Linked DNA regions of Mus musculus: region 1 is linked to region 2. A link is a contact called in ENCODE POLR2A ChIA-PET data. All regions are on one chromosome and are shown on one strand. The core of a region is the stretch at or near the end of the contact, and the rest is flanking DNA. Distances in the headings are between cores, read along the strand shown.

What was found. ChIA-PET counts read pairs that join two places held with the same protein, here RNA polymerase II (POLR2A).
Region 1: POLR2A ChIA-PET joins it to region 2 with 29 read pairs in Patski. The contact joins the promoter of Wwtr1 here to the promoter of Tm4sf1 in region 2. POLR2A ChIA-PET finds 5 or more read pairs at or near these places in 2 of 5 experiments (Patski and embryonic stem cell).

What each region holds. Positions count from the first base shown.
Region 1 is chr3:57,574,598-57,577,297 of GRCm38, forward strand. Wwtr1 (WW domain containing transcription regulator 1) reads right to left here and starts at 1,279. Exons shown (of 7, transcript NM_133784.3): 1 at 1,004-1,279; 2 at 226-660. The coding sequence starts at 656.
Region 2 is chr3:57,300,637-57,303,336 of GRCm38, forward strand. Tm4sf1 (transmembrane 4 superfamily member 1) reads right to left here and starts at 1,352. Exons shown (of 7, transcript NM_008536.4): 1 at 1,092-1,352; 2 at 886-1,000.

The DNA of each region.
Region 1 (2,700 bases), core at 29-2,528, 270 kb after region 2:
TCAAGTACAACTCCCAGAGATTCATCCCCTACTTTTTTATCTTAGCAGATCTCTGAAGCACCTTGGAAGAGTCAGTCTCTCAGTCTCTCTCTGTCTCTCTCTCTCTGTCTCTGTCTCTCTTTCACACACACACACACACACACACACACACACACACACACGCCACGAACACACGAGCGTCCAGGGCATCACAACTTTGCCCCTCTTGACTGCCGGCAGACTTACTTAAGGAAGTATCTCTGGCCAGTGGCCGTGAAGGTCATCTCCCACCCGGGGGGCAACGGCAGCTCGTCGGTCACGTCATAGGACTGCTGGCGGAGATGTGCATGCTGCTGTGCAGGGCCTCCAGCGGCTCCCGCACCGGTGCCCAGCTGCAGGGATGCGGGCGACGAGTGCGAGCGGACGTGCTGCGCGCCGCCAGCTAGTCGAGGCCCCGGGTGGCCGCCTGATGAGTCTGTGCTGGATTGGCGCGAGTGCGAGCCGGAATCGGGCTCCTTAAAGAAGGACTCCGGGAGGATCTTTTTCCGCCATGAGCTGGGCTTGGGGTTCATGACAGAGTTGAAGAGGGCTTCGAGGTCGGTGTCCAGGTCCTGCGTGACGTGGATGACTTGCTGCCCTGGCGGCGGGAGCGGATGGGGCACCGAGGACGGATTCATCTTTCTACAAGAAAAAAGAAAGATCAGATCAGCCTTTTGGTGCAAGTCAGAGGAGGAGGGGGTAGTCCCGGGGAAGGACAGAGAGAACCTAGAGACAGTTAGGTATGGGTCCAGGGACCAGCCGGTGGGGGAGGGGGCGCCCCTGGCCTCCGAGATTATGCAACTTTCCCGCAACAGAGAAGCTCCCCTGAGCAGGCAGCCGCGGGAGGAAGGGGGGGGGGGGTGCCTGCACCAGACCCAGTCGCAGCTTCCCCTGCCCAATACCCCCACCGGCAACCCCAGGCGTCCCGACTGCGGTCGTCTAAGAGCCGGACGCCACAGAGGGTGCGGGGCGCGGCGGGAGCTACCTGGGGACTCGGGGAAGCCAAGCCTGGGCGCCTCCCGAACTGACGAGCTGGAACCCGGTCCCGGCTGGCAGATCCCGAGCGGATTCCCAGCAGCCGAAGGCTTATCCTCTTACATCCCCGGAACCGGCCTCGGGCGCTCCCACTGCGCGAGGAGGCGACAGAGAAGACGTAGACGAGCGCAGCCGCCGCGGCTCCCGGACTGTCCCATAAACAAAGTTTGAAGCAAACTCCCACCCTTAGGAAAGAGGCGGGCCGAAAGTGGAGCTGTTGAATTATGCATGACCTCCTGGCCGGAGCCAGCCTGCCCCACGCCCCTCCTCTTCCTCCTCCTCCCACCCTAGCCCGGCTGGCGGGGGTGGGCTGGGCACTTCGCAGCTCGGGAGAGACCGTGCCCCCGCCCCGCCGCGCCGCTCCGACCTCTCCCGCCGAGCGCCTATCTGCATTCCTTTGAGTTTACCACTGACTTGGGGCGGGATCAAAGAGAAAATGGTTCAAGCCTGTTAAATCAAGGGGTTATGGACAAAAACCAAATCGGAGAATAACGGAGGGCCCTCGGTTGAGGGTCCAAGGCCCAGAATGAGTCTGTCCTGAGCGCTTGCCCTCGTCTTAAGGGGAGCGCCCAGCACCCGGAATGTGGCACGGGGCGCGGATCTGCCAGAGGTCGGACCGGGGCGCACCCTGGCTCAGGGAGACACCCGCGAGGCCAGACTTTCCACGGAAGGCTGCTTAACGCTTGTGACCATATTTGGTCTGCTGGGGAGACAACTTGGCTGTTTGGCTTTCAGTTGTCTGCGAGACGGTTTCCCAAAAAGTGCCGCTGTTGCTGAAGATGCGGCTTCACCGAGGAGTCGATTGTAAACTACCAACTTTCAAGCCTTTCATCAATCCTTAGAAGGCCGAGACAAAGCTGCGTTCTAGAAGGCCAAGCAATTGCGCCCCCTTCCCTCCTCCCGCGGCGTTTGCGAGGGTAGTGGGAGGATTGGAATGTCCCTGGGTCGCTCTAGGGAGCCTGGAACTGGAATGGAACAGGGGCAGGTGGCTAGGATAGAGAGGGTGTGCCAGTGACCCGGAAAAAGCCACACAGCCTCCCACCCGACTGGACATGGGCCAGAGGTGGAGACCCCAGCCTTTGGAGAGAGGAGGTCTGGCCTGGTAAGACAGCTGCCGGGAAGAGGGAGGAGGCCTTGCCCTTCCCACTGCCAGCTGCTCAACTATTCCTTCTCTCCAAGAAAGGGTGGCTGCTTTTTAAGTTACATTCCAGAAAGCCCCTACCCGACCCACAGATTCTAATAGACAAGTTTATTAGATAGGTTAAATGAGGCAATACACGCAAAGCACTTTGCTTAGCCAAGGCTGCATGGAAGTTTGTCAGCAGAATTGTATCAAATGCAGGCACTGTGCCTCACCATATTAAAGAGAGACATAAAAGTCAAAATTAAATCCACAGTTGACAGTGCTACAGGAAAATGAAGACAACTGTGACCTAACAGCAAGGTGAAGGGACAAATGCAAGCCACTCCATCATTTTTACTTTAAGACAGAAGAGAGAACAAAACTGTGGCTCAGCTGGAAAAGATCCTTTCAGGCAATTCTGACAACCTGAGTTCGAATCCCACACACTACATGGTAGAAGGAGAGAACCAACTCTAGCCCCCACATGAGCCCCCAACACATTTTTTTTTAATTTTGAGACCATC
Region 2 (2,700 bases), core at 102-2,601:
GAGCTCCAGGAGCCTCCTGTCTCTGCCTCGCCAGGGCTGGCATTACAGGCAGGTGCTGCCAAACGCCTTATGTTTTTACACGGATGCTGGGGATCTGAACTTAGATGGGGATCCACACGTTTGAACTGAAAGTACTACCAACTTTTCTGTCTCCCCAGACTCAAAATTATCATATTTAAATTTAAAAGCACTTAAATCTTACTCATCATTCACAAGCCTGTTTGGGCACTCCATCTAATGTACACAATACTTTCAAGAATAATTCCACAGAAAACTCCTACGATACTAAGTGCCATGTTAGTATAGCTTTTTATGTTGAAAGAAGTCTTGAGAGAGTGACTGCCAGTGTTTTCATAGACCACACTGGACATCTTAGAGTTGAAGATGTTAACAGCATAAAACAACAACAAAAATCTTTCCCAAAGGTTGTTTAGCTTGTTGGCAATGGAACTTGGTAACCTTTAAGAACTTAAAATTAGAAGCCTATATTTCCGTGTGTTTGTGAGAGTCTAGAGATAGATTCATACTCAGATCTTCTCTCTCCTGGTTGTATCTACATATATGTCCCTTGCTTGTCTAGAAGACACTGGCTTCTTACTCCTGTGAGTATGACAAGTGCTATAACTCATATGTAGTGACCATGCTCGTTAGAGTTTATGACTATAAGTAACAAATACAAGCTCAGCTGCCTTATCTATAGAAGCATTCATTATGAAATTTCAGATGAGAATAACAGATAGGACCATGGGACTCGGGAGCAAAGGGGAGCAAGAGGGCCTTTGTCATATTCCTTCCTGCATCTTTGTTCTCTCTGTCCGTAGGACTTGGTTTTCTGAACAAACCTGGTTCTACTTTCTCAGTCCACATGAAAGAATATAGCTGTACCTTTTCTTTGAGTCATGAGACGGTGCCCAGAGCAGGTTCTGAAGGATCTGAGTGTCACTAGATACGACTGCATCAGAGATCACACCTGTTGAGTCCTGCACAGTTAACTGCAGCTCTGCAAACACATGACAGAAGTCACTGTGCTCAGTCATCATGCCTGAAACCAAGAGGAGAAGCACACCCCAGTGGGTGAGTCTAATGCTTACCTGGAGTTGGAGTCTACTAATGTAGGTGGTCTGTAGTTTCCTTTATTTGAAACTGTAATCATGACACACAGGCGAAGGGGCAGTTGAGAAGAAGCAGTAGAAAATGGTCTTAACGCACAGCCACCCGGCTTTCCCCCTCTTTAAACTGCAGCTCACTTTGTTCATGGGTTAAAATAAAATTCTAGGTTCAAGATGAAACCAGTGTTGATTTCTTATCCCTTGACATCCTCACACTTACTGGTAGACCTCATAAAGCATCTCACAGCAGCCCCCAGCTGAGGAATCTCCCAGGTTTCAGCTGTGTTTTTCAAACAAGAAACTCCCTGCGTTTCCTAGGCCACAACTGAAAGCTCCAAACATGCCTGTGGTTCTCCCTGCCCAGCAACAGGCTGCACAGTCTGACTTCCTAGTGGATGGCTTAGATTGGGGTTTCAGAACATGCATGAGACAGACTGTGTGCAAACACTAATGAAAAAGAAAGATTTGTTTGCCCCTTGGAGTATCATTTCCTTTGATTTTCAGTAGCTAGAGCCTGTGATCCTGGCTTTCTACACAGGGCTAGAAACAGGTCTTCAAAACCACTTGTGTTGACTTGGCTCTAGGGAAGCAGTCTCGAAAGCTGGTCAGAAAAAGCTCCACCCCCAAGGGATTCTGATGAGCAGCCAGAACTGAAGTGTACTGATGTAGGCAGTCCAAACTTACAGCTTTATAAACAATGCTACTAATAAATAAATAAATAAATAAATAAATAAATAAATAAATAAATAAAATAGTGCTACTGAGGTCCAGTTGAGAAGAAAGGCCAGAGATTAAAACAAAGGTGGGGAGAACTGGGAGGAGTAAGAGGGGCACTGTAATCAGAATCTATATGTGTATGTATGTATGTGTAATAGATAGATAAATAGATACATATATATATATATATATATATATATATATATATATATATATATATATACGAAATGCATATATATGAAAAGGACCTATTTTCAATAAATTTTATGTATATAAAGTGAATAAATAAGTAATTCTGAAATATTTATTTTAAGATTTATTTATTTTATGTATATGAGTACACTGTAGCTGTAGATGGTTGTGAGCCACCTGTGGTTGCTGGGATTTGAACTCAGGACCTTAGGAAGAGCAGTCAGTGCTCTTATCCACTGAGCCATATCACTAGTCTGTAACTCTGAAATATTAAAATTAAATAATCATCTACACAGTGAGAAGCACATGGTTCTTATTGTGAAATGGGACCAAGAGACATCAGACTCCCAACACTCCCCCTATGATGTGAGATGTCAAGTTTTCTCCGCCCCCCCCCCCCAAACGTGAGGCTCTCTCCCAGTTGGCTTGCTTCCTACATCTGGCTTGCCCTGGGGAGAATGTCAGTAGCTGTCAGGACTTAGGTAATTATTCCCCAGTTTTGTTGTGCTGAAGAGAGAAGAGCACAGGGCAGGAGAAGGAGGATGAACAGGGCTGTTTCTCCTTCAGGAGTTAATTTTCCAGGTGAGAAGTTGGAGTTTGTGAGCTGAGGAAGCAAGCAAGCCAGGGCCACAAGGCCAACAAGTGACAGTTGGGATTTTTATTCCTTGGTTTTCTGACTCAG